2 separate regions of the Homo sapiens genome follow, and region 2 is linked to region 1. Evidence: chromatin contacts called from ENCODE Hi-C data. All regions are on one chromosome and are shown on one strand. The core of a region is the stretch at or near the end of the contact, and the rest is flanking DNA. Distances in the headings are between cores, read along the strand shown.

The links. Hi-C counts contacts between places; a loop is a spot of excess contacts on that map. Pooled maps may share reads with other maps.
Region 2: a pooled map shows a loop between it and region 1 (2.5-fold over the local background). The contact joins two enhancer-like sites. A Hi-C loop is called at or near these places in 2 of 168 maps with a recorded cell type or tissue (MCF 10A and mammary epithelial cell), 3 of 37 single-sample maps with no recorded cell type and 4 of 50 pooled maps.

Annotation. Positions count from the first base shown.
Region 1 is chr1:208,985,358-208,992,581 of GRCh38, reverse strand. All of the region lies in intron 1 of LOC107985255 (a long non-coding RNA gene), which reads left to right. Among named protein-coding and RNA genes, the nearest start is that of LINC01774, 17 kb to the right of the region's middle. RefSeq lists an enhancer at 3,525-3,824. Within about 2 kb of position 3,586, at least 7 of the 41 ENCODE cell types and tissues checked have a DNase peak (open chromatin) inside an H3K27ac peak, as active enhancers do.
Region 2 is chr1:209,203,618-209,210,622 of GRCh38, reverse strand. No RefSeq gene overlaps it. Among named protein-coding and RNA genes, the nearest start is that of LINC01696, 120 kb to the left of the region's middle. RefSeq lists an enhancer at 2,674-2,733. Within about 2 kb of position 3,387, at least 4 of the 41 ENCODE cell types and tissues checked have a DNase peak (open chromatin) inside an H3K27ac peak, as active enhancers do.

The DNA of each region.
Region 1 (7,224 bases), core at 2,337-4,836:
TCAAAGTCATTCTCCATCCAGCTTTGTTCCATTGCTGGTGAGGAGCTGCTTTCCTTTGGAGGAGAAGAGGCACTCTGATTTTTATAATTTTCAGCTTTTCTGCTCTGGTTTCTCCCCATCTTTGTGGTTTCATCTACCTTTGGTCTTTGATGATGGTGATGTACAGATGGGGTTTTGGTGTGGAGTCCTTTCTGTTTGTTAGTTTTCCTTCTAACAGTCAGGACCCTCAGCTGCAGGTCTGTTGGAGTTTGCTGGAGGTCCACTCCAGACCCTGTTTGCCTGGGTATCACCAGTGGAGGCTGCAGAACAGCAAATATTGCAGAACGGCAAATGTTGCTGCCTGATCCTTACTCTGGAAGCTTCATCTCAGAGGGGCACCCAGCTGTATGAGGTGTCAGTCGACCCCTAATGGGAGATGTCTCCCAGTTAGGCTACTCGGGGGTCAGGTACCCACTTGAGGAGGCAGTCTGTCCGTTCTCAGATCTCAAACTCTGTGCTGGGAGAACCACTACTCTCTTCAAAGATGTCAGACAGGGACTTTAAGTCTGCAGAAGTTTCTGCTGCCTTTTATTCAGCTATGCCCTGCCCCCAGAGGTGGAGTCTACAGAGGCAGGCAGGCCTCCTTGAGCTGCAGTGGGCTCCACCCAGTTCAAGGTTCCCAGCTGCTTTGTTTACCTACTCAAGTCTCAGCAATGGTGGACGCCCTTCCCCCAGCCTCGATGCCACCTTGCAGTTCGATCTCAGACTGCTGTGCTAGCCATGAGTGAGGCTCTGTGGGTGTGGGACCCTCTGAGCCAGGCGCAGGATATAATCTCCTGGTGTGCTGTTTGCTAAGACCATTGGAAAAGCGCAGTATTAGGGTGGGAGTGTCCCGATTTTCCAGGTACCATCTGTCACAGCTTGCCTTGGCTAGGAAAGGGAATTCCCCGATCCCTTGCGCTTCCCAGGTGAGGCGATGCCCCACCCTGCTTCGGCTCACACTCCGTGGGCTGCACCCACTGTCCAACAAGCCCCAGTGAGATGAACCCGGTACCTCAGTTGGAAATGCAGAAGTCACCTGTCTTCTGCATCGCTCACGCTGGGAGCTGTAGAATGGAGCTCTTCCTATCTGGCCATCTAGGAACGTCCCTCCTAATGTTTTTTTAAGAGACAGGATCTTGCCATATTGCCCAGGCTGCATTCAACCCCTGGGCTCAAGTGATCCTCCAGCTTCAGCCTCTCAAGTCACTATAACATTCATGAGTGGTAGCTTCCATTCTTATTTGACTTGGTATCCTTAGCAACTGTCATAGAGCATGACACATTATAACCATGTTTTTAAAAAAGTTTGTTGAGTGAAAAGTCCCCAATTTTTGTTCCAGTCCAGAACTCTGTTCTTCAGATCATTTAATGCCCATGAAATACAAGCGACCATCAGTAGTCTCCCAGCCTCTAGAAGCACGATACACAATCTCAGGGTTAGAATTTAAACTTCTCTTCCATGGAAATCAGAGCTATTTCAGGAATAATAGAAGCATATCAGGACTTAATTGCATTCACTTCTGAATTGCCTATAGCTCTTTCTTCTATAGGATGCAAATCAGGGTGACTCTTATATCTTGATTATATTCAAAGACTCCCAGAGGACCATCATGGTATGCCAGGCTCTTTCTTGTGTTGCTCCTGTCTACCCCTTCATCCAAATCTCCAGCCTTATGACAATAAACTCCTTGTGGTTACCAGAATTATCTCTACTGGTTTTTGATCTTTGTCTTCATGCATTCAGCCTCTTCTACCAGAAATACTTTGACAACTTTTGCCTGGTTAATTTTTTCTCCTTCTACGACTCAGTGGTTGGTTTTTATGTGAACTTGCCAGAAATGATGGTGTATTACTTACAATTGTGGTTACTGGCACTGAAATTGTGCTTAACCTAACAAAATATTTGTTGGATATTCAGAAAGTAGCACAACATGGTGGTTACAGATCCAGGCTATGGGGCTTAAATTCCAGCTTCACTACATACTATCTGTGGCTTTTGACAAGGTAATTTACTTCCCTAAGCCTCATTTTTCCTATCTGTAAAAAGGTGAAATTAACAGAAATGACCTCATAATGTTGTTAGTGTGAACGTAGATAAAGCATGGGAAGCATCTAGCAAGTGCCTGCCACACACACAATAACTGTAGCCATTACTATCCCATTGCTATTATATCATGATTGTCATCATGATTTATTCATTTATTTATTTTTTCTTTTTGTATTTTTCTTTCAGATTTGGGGGTACATGTGTAGGTTTGTTACATGGGTGTATTGGATGATCCTGAGGTTTCAGGTACAATTGAACCTATCACCCAGGTAGTGAGCATGGTACCCAATAGGTAGTTTTCCAACCCTTTCCCCTCTCCCTCTGTTTCCCCTCTTGTAGTCCCCAGTGTCTGTCGTTCTCATCTTTATGTCCATCTGTACCCAAAGTTTAGCTCCCTCATATAAATGAGAACATGTGGTATTTGGTTTGCTGTTTCTGTGTTAGTTTGCTTAAGATAATGACTTCCGGCCAGGTGCAATGGCTCATGCCTGTAATCCTAGCACTTTGGGAGACCGAGGCGGGCAGATCACAAGGTGGAGAGATTGAGACCATCCTGGCCAACATGGTGAAACCCTGTCTCTACTAAAAACACAAAAATTAGCTGGGCATGGTGGCGTGCACAGGTAATCCCAGCTACCCGGGAGGCTAAGGCAGGAGAATTGCTTGAACTTGGGAGGCGGAGGTTGCAGTAAGCTGACATTGTGCCACTGCACTCCAGCCGGGCAACAGATCGAGACTCCATCTCAAAAAAAAAAAAAAAAAAAAAGATAATGACTTCCAGCTGCATCCATGTTGCTGCAGAGGACATTATTTCATTCTTTTATGTGGCTGCATAGTATTCCATGGTGTATATGTACCGTATTTTCTTTATCCAATACACCTTTGACACCATGATATCATTATTAATCACAATATCAAATTAAAATCTGCTAGGAGAGTTACAATGACATTTCATTTCATAATTTTAAATGTATGGGCTTTTTTTCAAACAACGTAGCACAAGGGAATAATTAACTTGGTAAATTTAAAGTTCATTTTGCCATCTGGGCTGGGACCACTCAAAAAGAAAAACTTCTCTTTTTGAGCCAAAGACCAGAAAGAAAATAAGATGGGTTTTTACACCTTGGGCATGACAAAGGAACAGTTTAGCTGCAAATCTATGTTTGATAAAAGAAAAAAAAACTTTGTAGAGTAAGTGGAGAAGTGTTTGTAGCTCATGACCCAAGAGGACCCAATTACTGGGTGTCTGTGAAGGAGACAGAAGTGTCAGAGGGCTGATAGCAAACAAGCTCTCAAAGGCTGCTTCTAAAACCTGCTCACACAGGGCAGAATTCTAACAAGAAGCAGATGATATTCACCACCTGGGACCTGTCAGGGAGCTCCAGAGAGCCGGAGGGCCAGCTCTGGGAGGCTGATGGAGGTCAAGTACTTCTGGAGGGAAGGTGTGGTGAGAGGAAAACTTGGGAGACTGATTCTCCTTGTTTTTCTATTGCTTTGCTGCACCTCCCAGCGAGGCTTAGAAATTGCTCAAGACACACTGATTTCCTGCATGTTCTTACTCTGTGGTGGAAGGCTTCTGGGAGGGAGAGACAAACACTGTGAACAATGAGAAATAGAAAATGAAAGTAAAATAGCACCCGAGCTGACTTCATGCCAGATGAAGCAGAGATCCCTGAAGAGTATATGGGTGCATCAGAGGGTAGGAGAGAGGGGAGAGTGGGTGAAAAATGAGGTGAGGTCTCTTGGCTAAAATGAATTTTAAATTTATTGGTAAATTTCAATTACACAGGCTTTCCCTGAGGTGGGTTACTGGGATCAAAACTCTACTGTCATTCCTAATAGAGTGGAAATTCTTACAACAGTCCACTTCATTTTAGGAGTGCATTAGTCCCTAGGAATGTTTAACTAAAAGAGATAATTATAACAGCACCCAAGGAAAAACACACCCTCTTATCATCTTTTCAACCACAGAATAAACATTTTCCAGACACACTGAAGTGAATTTTCCTAACTCCAGGGCTTAGCACCAGCCATCAGGAGATGCTCACTAAATAATTATTGAATGAATGAATGGTATGGATGATCCTCTATGTGCCAGAGAGCTTTCAAGAATTGAAAAAAAGCAAAGATTAATAAAAGGAAACTTCTGATCAATGTGGTGGCCAAGCAGAAGTAATCAACCTTTCATTCTGCTCCAAATATATAGAAATGCTGACTTAGAGGCCGGGTGCGGTGGCTCACGCCTGTAATCCCAGCACTTTGGGAGGCCGAGGTAGGCGGATCACAAAGTCAGGAGATCGAGACCATCCTGGCTAACACAGTGAAACCCCGCCTCTACTAAAAATACAAAAAAATTAGCCAGGTGTGGTGGTGGGCGCCTGTAGTCCCAGATACTTGGGAGGCTGAGGCAGGAGAATGATGTGAACCCGGGAGGCGGAGCTTGCAGTGAGCTGAGATCTCGCCACTGCACTCCAGCCTGGGTGACAGAGTGAGACTCCATCTCAAAAAAAAAAAAAAAAAAAAAGAAATGCTGACTTAGATAGAACACAAACCTTTTCTTAAACTGTATAGCTGAAATTGAAAGCAGGAAGAAGGAAATATCACAAAGTCCCAGAAATGAACAAGAAACTCAAAGCCACAGTGGTAGAATGATGAATGTTTGTGGGCATATACGAATCACATGTGTACGTAAGGGTGGGGACATGTATCAGTCCTAAGCAGAATCAAACTATGACACAATATCATGGATGATAGCGAGAAATTGACTTTAATTACTCTATATTCCTCTAATTCAGTCGTATAAGAGAGATATTGATTAGTCATAGATTTAGTTAACTTTGTGCATTAGCATTATAAAGGCAAATACCAAAAAAGGGAGGAAGGAATGCAATGTTTAATTCCTAAACCAGTAGAAAGGGGAGAAAAAGGAAATAAAGGAAATGTGGGCCGGGTGCGGTGGCTCATGCCTGTAATCCCAGCACTTTGGGAGGCGGAGGCAGCAGATCACCTGAAGTCAGGAGTTCGAGATGAGCCTGACCAATATGGTGAAACCCCATCTCTACTAAAAATACAAAAATTAGCCAGGCATGGTGGCACCTGCCTATAATTCCAGCTACTCAGGAGGCTGAGGCAGGAGAATTGCTTGAAATCAGGAGGTGGAGGTTGCAGTGAGCTGAGATTGCGCCACTGCACTCCAGCCTAGGTGACAGGGCAAGACTCCGTCTCAAAAAAAAAAAAAAAAAAAAGAGTGCACATGCATGAAAGAGAGGATGTGGGAAGAGGTACGGGAATGAACTCATCCTTTAATCAGGAATCTACTCCCACAATAACAAACCGAATCCTGCAATAACAGCCTTAATCCATCTTGAGGGAAGAGTCCTCAGGACCTAGTCACCTCTTAAATGTCCTACCTCTCAACACTGGAATTGGGAATTAAGTTTCCAACACATGAACTTTGGGGAACACATTCAAATCACAGCAACAGCTAACAGTAGTGCTATTCTATCTGTAAAATCAAACATCAAATTCAAGGATAATAATGACAAGGCTGACAGCCATCAACACTGGAATTGGGAATTAAGTTTCCAACACATGAACTTTGGGGTACACATTCAAACCACAGCAACAGCTAACAGTAGTGCTATTCTATCTGTAAAATCAAACATCAAATTCAAGGATAATAATGACAAGGCTGAGAGCCATCATTCCAATAAAAATTACAATTCCCTGTCCAATATCCAGTTTTTATACCCAGAACTCATTGATATGAGAAGAGACGCTTTTAGAGGAACCCTGCAAAATCATGGTAAATGTATGTGGTAGTGGCTACTTCCTTTTCTCAAAGGGACCTACTGCCTTCTATTGGGTAACTGTATCCTAGGGAAAGTGGAATATCCAAACACTTTAAAGACTGTTGGAAAGAGAATCCAAGTTGATATTGAGGTCAAAGTGTCATCATGATTTTTCTGTCAGAGTGGGGACCTGGGATAGCCAAGTCCAGCCCACAGTCTGTTTACCGTATCTGTGAACTCATCCAGTGGTCATTTCTGCAGACCCCAATTAATAATTGTAATAGACATACTTGGTAGTTGGCACAACCTCCACGTTGAATCTTCAGCCTACAGGATTAGGGGAAAAGTTAAGAAGAAGCCTGTGAAAACAGCTTATCCCCCATACTTGTTTCAAGATAGTTACTTAAAAAAAATTGTCCAATATGAATGGTTGAAATTAGTGCCACCTTTACAGTTTGTTAAAGGATACAGGAATGATGGTCCCCTTCAGTCTCTGTTTAATTCACCAATCTGATTTCTGCAAAAACAAGACATATTATTACAGTGGACTACTGCAAACATAGCCAGGTATCGGACCCAGTGGCAGATGTGGTATGTTTGCTAGAGCAGATTAACATGTCATCAGATATATGGTATGCAGCCATATTTCCGTTGCTCTGGAAAATATATTTTTTTCATCATTAGGAAGAGGAAATGAAAAGAATTTCATTTAAAGTGGACAACTGAATCAATTACATGTTTGTTTCAAGGCTGTGTTAACTCCTCTGCCCTTTGTTTAAATACAGTATGAAGAGGTACAGACCATTTAGACATCCATACAGAATGTCAAATTTGTTCACTATATTGACAACATGCTAATGGAACCAGATGAGCAAAATATAGATGCTAGTTGGAGGATTTGCTAAGAAGCATATTCTCTAGAGAGTTGGAGTTAAACCCTATGAATATTCAGGGCCTGGCACATAAGTAAAATTACGGATGTACGGTGTTTATGGCATGATAAGAATCACCCATCCTCCCCAAATAAAGAACAAATTATCAAAATTTGTATTCTCAGCATGAAGAAGGAAGCAAAATGCCTGGAAGGTTTCTTTGGGTTACAAAGGCAGCATATTCCACATTATGGGAACCATATCTGGGAATACTAATGTGACCTAAACACCAGATGATATGAAAATCTGCCAGATTTTAATAGGGCCCAGCTATGGCTCCTGTCTAGCACTTTGGGCAACTCATGCCAAAGGGTCAGCAGGTAAGGAAATGAATCACTGTCTTGGCAGGAGTAAGTCAGGATGCTGTTACACAATGAGAACATTAGGAATATATTTAGCAGCCAGATAATACACTTAAGTATCTTTTAGTGAT
Region 2 (7,005 bases), core at 2,138-4,637, 220 kb before region 1:
CAAGACAACATCACTTGTTTAGATGCAAATTCAATTATTCTTTCTACCAACAATAGCAGACTTTTAACTCTTTCTTACTTCTGTTAAAAATAAAAAAATCTCATTATCCTCCAGGGCAAAGGATCTCCTGGAAAAATTTTTTAAAAAGAAAAACATAGAACAGCACATTGAAACACATGACAGATGTTTCACAAGCTTCTATCTTCAAAGGAGCCCGGCATTATTCTGCAGAAGATGAAACCAAGGCACAGAACTGTAAAGAGACTTGCTCAAGGCCACACAGTTCACAGGCCCAGCTCTTCACTTCTAGGTCTCTTGCACCTTCCATAACATCATAGTATATCTAAAGTGAAGACCACAATTGGGAGCTCAGGAAAATAGGACCAGATAGGAAGAGCAGGGCTGGAAACTAGGCAGAGAAGTTAAGAATGAATAAGGCAGGAATGGAAGGCTATGGAAGATTTATAGGGAAAGGGATGGGGGTCAGGATAGAATCAGTGTTTAAGGATAATTTCCCAGAGATCAGCTGCAGGAGGTTTCTTTTCCTTACCACACGGGGGAAGGAAGCTGCTTGTTGCAGAACATCTCAGGAGGAGTGTTTCCGGAGATCTCTCCTCCTGGGCTCCTTCTCTGTGAATCCCTTGCTGATGAGCAGCACAGGCAAACCTGCAGAGAGGGTCTGAAGCCACCCAGTCCCTTCCTTACTCAGGGTGGGGTGGAGTGGAGCTGTGGAAAGACCCTCTGTCCTGCTCAGGGACCTCAGCTGCTCCTCAGCTTTCACAGTGATAACCCATTCTCCCTGGCGCCTTGGTGCAGCAGAGGAGGCAAGCACTATATAAATGCTAAACAGATGAGGCCGTGCTTGTCCCAGGAATAAATACACCATCCACTCCTGCTGTCAGTTCCGTACCTTTCATGAACACAGACACATCTCCCAGGAAGGGGAAAATGGTGGTGTCACTTCTCTATTTATTTTTGTGATTTTATCTCAATCATAGCAGCAGAATGTTGCTGCTTGTTCTATAGCGGAATGTTCTATTTTTTGTTGGTTTTTTCTTTTTTTTTGGTGTTATTGATTTATTTTTTTTTTTCAGAAGGACTTTATGGTTTGTTATTTTAATTTCCTGAATTCACATTCAGAAAATGGGATGTTTTCTTCTGATTGCCCCTCCAAAATAACAACAATAATAACCATCATTTGTATAGTGCCCTCACAGGCATTATCTCATAAAAATTTATTAGACCTGGACTCAGATGAAATGGATTCCTGTCTTGATTTCACCGTCTACTTGCTGTGTGACCTTGAATACATGACTTGGCCTCTCTGAGTCCTAGTTGATTCATTTGTATAATGAGCATCGTGAGAGACCTGTTTTTCCTAGCACAAATGCTTGTGCGAGGAGTAAATGGGATAATTTATATGAAAACTTGAGATAGGTATTGATTTTTAGATGAGAAATTTGAGGCACAGAGAAGCTAAGTGGCTTACACCAAGTGCTGTAGCTTATAAGCAGCCCAGGCTACATATAAACACAGGTCTTCTGATAACAAGTGATCTATCCATGAACCTGCAGCTTTGAGTGATGACTGAGACTTGGAGATGGACATGGAAGCCAATATTACAAAATGGAATCACAGTTAGCATTTATTAACACTACATGTCAGCCACTCTTCAAAGAATTTTTCTGAATGAATTCATCTAGTCATAATAACCCTATAAAGCTATCTCATGTTCATTTTACAGAGATTAAGTCATTTCCCCAAGATCACAGGAGCAGTAAGTGGAGTCATCTAAATTTGCACACAGACTGACTGCAGGACCTGTGTCATTAACCACTACCTTATCCTGCTTCTCTCAGATCACTCCTGTTCCATGCTACTGCAGGTCAGAGCGGATCATTTTCCAAATCAGCTCCAGGGGAGGTTGGGACTCACCTGGCCTCTAGGAACCTTTAAAAGAAGGAAGAGACTGGGGTGCAGGAGTATTGGGTCATTTCTCTGTGGAAACTCACTTCAAGGTCTGTCCTGGGGCTTAACTCTCTAGGTCTGTGATTCTCACACTTGCCCACATCAGAATCTCTTGGAGGGCTTGTTACAAGGCAGATGACTGGGCTCCATCCCTGGAACTTCCATTCTTTCAACCTGGGGTGGGACCTGAGAGTATGCATTTCTAACAAATTCTTAGGTGACGTGGATGCTGCTACCCAGGGACGGCATTCTGGCAAACAGTACCCAAAATGACAAACCATGGGACGACATCTGGGTCCCAGGTTCTGTATAAGAAAGAACTCGATCTGGACCCTAGAAAAGCCAAAAGCCCATTCGCGGGGTCTCTGTGAAAATGTTTAGCGCTCAAAAGAGCTGGGGGTGTCCTCCCCGGGCCACAGCTCCTCCGCAAGGGCGCTCACTGGGGCTGGCCGTGAACTGCGGGCTGAGGGCAATGGGCTCTGCATTATGGATGGATGAGCTCCGAAGCCCCCGCTGCAGATAAAGTAAACACACAGCCGCTGCAGCCGCGGGAAAGCCCGGGACCCAGCCACCCAGCCACCCAGCCCTCCCAGACAGAACTTTTCCTTCAGCTGTTGTTGTTTTCCTCTGCTGCTGCCTTCTCATCGCCTTGTACTGACAATAGTCGTAAATAACCGCAGTGCTGTAGAGAAATCATTTTAACAGGAGAGAGTCAAATAAATACATTAGACCTGACAGCTTAACTACGCGGAGTCCATTTGTATGTGGTGGCCGGCAGCTTCCCGAGGCTGACGGGGAACACAGAAGCCACAAGAGGGAGCGCCGAGCTCGCTGTGAGTCAGGCCGACGGCGGGCGGCCTCCCGAGCCCACCCCAAGCCCTGGAGTGGAGGCTTCCGCCTATGCTGAAACAAAGCTTTCAGGCTCCGACTTGCGTGGAAAAATAATGCCAACTCCTGCCTCCGTTCCCCAAGCCTCCAGAGTAATGATTTGGGGTTTAACTCGGCTGGGGGTTTAGGGTTACAGCTGGGGTTGAAGTGGTAGGACCAGTCTCCTGGCCCTGTGTCCCCCCCAACGAGGAGTGGAAGAGTCACCAGTCACAGCAGAAGCACCAGATGTTCATGCGTGTGCCACCCACATGTTCCTTTTCTGGCCCTGGTTTCCAGCAATGGTAGTTTCTGCCTAGCTCAGCTGATCCGGCAGATCGTGGAGCTTCTAAGCTCGATTCTCTGATTCCCAGGAGTATTTATCTGCCTCTTTTCCTCCCTGTGGGTGAGAGCCAAGGTGTCCTGATTCTCAGGCTGCTCACTCTTTCAGGAAGTGCTGAGGCTCGGTCACCAGGAAGGGCATGATAGACTCAGGGTACCAACTTCCTCTGGGCAAGCAAGCATCCATGGAGTGGATTCACAGAGTCTCGTGGGCTGGCTGTGCTCGGCCTGAAGCCCTCTGCTTCCTCCTTGTCAGGGCTCAGCAGCCTGTGAACTAGAGGGCTTCTTTTGTGACTGAACTGCACACCAGCGAGTGGGAGAGGAGCTCTCGGTGCAGAGTTGCCTATCTTGGGTTCAAACCTGCTGGCACCCAAACATCTGGAGGTCAGGGATGGGGAGGGCAGTGGGAGAGGCAGTCTTTGCATCCTCCGAGTTCTCACAGAGCTGGGTCTTCAGAAGGGGACAGAGAAACATAACCAAATGCTCTGCTGGCTAGTTGGTGGAGGTTTGATTTGTCTTTGCCGTCTTGCTAGGTCCCAGACTTCAAACTCCTTGTCAGCATGGACTGGATCTTAGTTGCTATTAAAAACCTAGAACCTAGCCGAATACTCACTACGTGGCAGTCTTTTTGTCAGTGCTTGATTATAGGGGACACATTTTAGAAATACTTACTAGTTGTCTTTGAGTCTGTGGTCATGAGGAGAATATTTCATATTCTCTAAAGGAAGTGTAGATATGACAGGTCAGATATAAAGAAACACTTGCTGACAATAAAATTATTAGATGCTATGGTAAATTCCGAAGTAGATTGTTGTCCGTATCTTGGGGACAGATTGGATCAGACCATGTCATTGTCTCCTTGAAGCTGGTAATATTTCCCTGTGGCTTTGAATGGAGCTCATGGTGGAGTGGGCTCCTATAGAACTGTCTGCTCAGCACTATCTTTTTTTTTTTTTAATTTGAGGATTTGACCCTCTGTCTATCCATAGGCTGCAGAATAGTAGCTGCATGAAGACATCCCTCCCCCAGTGCCCAGTTTTCTTATATTGGTTGAGGACTTGGCAAAGGACCCATGCTGGTTTGAACATTGTAATGCCCCATGTCCATAGCAGATTGTTCCATAGATACCTGACATAACCTAAGTTGAGTTAAATTCTTCCCTGGGAATTTTGGCACTGAAATGGGTAAAAAGAAGTCACTTTCTCTTTGCATTCCTTGAATGTAAGACTGAAAGCCAGGGTGCGTTGGCAGCCATGTTTCTCATTTTGTGGACAAGAAAAGTAAATGAGAAAGCATTTAAACAACACACGTACATATCATGCAGAGAAAAAGACAGGCAGAGAGAGAGAGAGAGAGGAGCAGAAATTTGTGATATCTAGATGACTGGATTACTGACAATATGCAAGTCTCTGCTTCCAGTTTTTTCCTTTTTTTTTTTTGAGACGGAGTCCCGCTCTGTCGCCCGGGCTGGAGTGCAGTGGTGCTACCTCTGCTCACTACAAGCTCTGCCTCCTGGGTTCACACCATTCTCCTGCCTCAGCCTCCCAAGTAGCTGGGACTACCGGCGCCCGCCACCATGCCCAACTAATTTTTTTTTTTTTTTTTTGCATTTTTAGTAGAGACAGGGTTTCACCATGTTGGCCAGGATGGTCTCGATCTCCTGACCTTGTGATCCACCCGCCTCAGCCTCCCAAAGTGCTGGGATTACAGGCGTGAGCCACCATGCCCGGCCTGCTTCCAGTTGTTTCTGAAGCCTAACTGTATCCTTCTTCCTGAGTCCTGTGAGACATCTTAGCACTTCTATAATAGTTTTTCTTAACAATGAGAACAACTCTCCCTGTCCCAAACCTGAGCTCCAGCCTGGGTATTGTTACTTGCAATTAAAAGGACTCGGCTAACTGTAGCATATAAAGCAATTGACAGTAAGATCAACTGTTGTAAAACAGTTGTAAAACCAACTTTTACAACTCTTATTTTCAATATTCTTCAACAGAATTTATCATCGCTCAAAACAGGCTGAGCAATTTTCTGCTTTTGTACTACGTGTATGTCTTCTCTGCCCAGAATTCTACAGAATTTCTTTATCTCCTTCAGCCTTTTATAAGATGTCCCCTGTCCTCTGAAGCTGCCCCAGACACTCAGAACAGATGCATTTGTTCCCTTAGCACTTCGCTCAGTCCTTGTAGAACATGTTCTTCTGTACTGGGATGGCAGAATTGTCTTCAGCACACGATTAGGATCTTGTCAAGAGTGGGAGCCATGCCCTTGTCATCCTTGCTTCCGTAATGCCTGACACATTCTAAACACAGAGGAGAGTTTGTGCAATGAGTATGAGGCTTATGTCCAAAAGCAGGGAAAGGTCCTTGTGGCCAGTAATTCCCAAAGGGTTGGATGGTAATGTGGAGGTAGGGAGGGAGGATGTATCGCAGAAACAAAGTGAACACAGCCTAGTCAATATCTCCATCTGTTTTCCTTCTTTTTTAGCCCCATTTAACTTGCACCCCTTTGTTCAACACACACACACACACACACACACACACACACACACTTCTCGCCACTCCCCTCTCGTGGCCCTAGCCCCGACCCAGTATTTAGAAGTGGCTCACACCTCGGTGTCTTCTACGATATTACACTCAGAGTCTTCGCCAAGCTCTAGTCGCCAGAGGGAACCCTTCAAACTCAAAGGCAAAAGAGAAAATTTAAAAAAAGGTTAGGGAGAGAGAGGAAAGAGGTGAGACAGAAGTAATATCCAATTTCAACATTTTGTACTTTGCCATTTAAACTTCCAGAGGCAACAACGATACAATTTGTATGTTTTGTATCATGCCTGCTTCCTTGTGGGAGTTTCATAAATTGATGATAACACAGCACATTTCTTTTAAGTCCTTAGACATTCAGTCTTTATTGCTTTATAAAGTCTGCTTTGGGCACAGATGAAATGAAACTGGTGAGATTTTGCTCTGTCCATTCTGCAAGTTCCATCACAGAATTTGCACCTGCTATGCAACTTGCATTCTGAAATAGCAAGTCATGTTACCAGAGGTATCTGAGACTGGCACTGAGAGGCCTGGGACAGTGGGTGACCCAGGGAGACTGAACAGCATCATCTCAGTGGCCGGTTGGAGAGGAAGGGACTTGATTAAACATCAGTCTAAGGGAACAGCCATGGCTTTCTGTAGCCTCCACATGCAGTGAGGATTTTCGGAAAATTATGCAAAATTCATTTCCCTCCAGCCCTATAATAAAATATATGCAATGTGTAACTAGAGAGTTTCTAATGTGGAAGTCCTAACACTCACCTGCTCTATTTAATTATTGGAATACAATGTGGTTTTTTTCCACAGCTGAAGAGCTGCACTAATAGGAATATTACATTGATGGACAAACTCACTCTCCAAGCCAATACATTTTTTGCTTTTATGCTGATTTTATGAAATACAAACGTGTGCCATTTGTAGTTCACAACAGAAAACGATGAGCTCTGCAATGTATCACTATCTGCCTATGCAGAGTTGGCCTCTTAAATTCAGCCTGGGAGAAAAGCCTTCACAATTGTTAATAAAAGGAATCAGACCTTTTCAGAAAGAGTTATAAAACTGCGAGACAGATGAAAATAATCTCAGACAAGTGGATTTTCAATTCTCTTACCCTCAATCCCCCCAAATCCGCCCCCCCGCCACCACGCCACACACACACTCACATATACAGGATTCATTCCCTTCTTGAACGAATTAATTTATTCCAGAGTGCAAGGGTGACTTAACTCATGCTGGCTATATGCAAATGACAAGATGTAGCTGGTTCTTGTTTGTGAAAAAAGAACAAACCAGA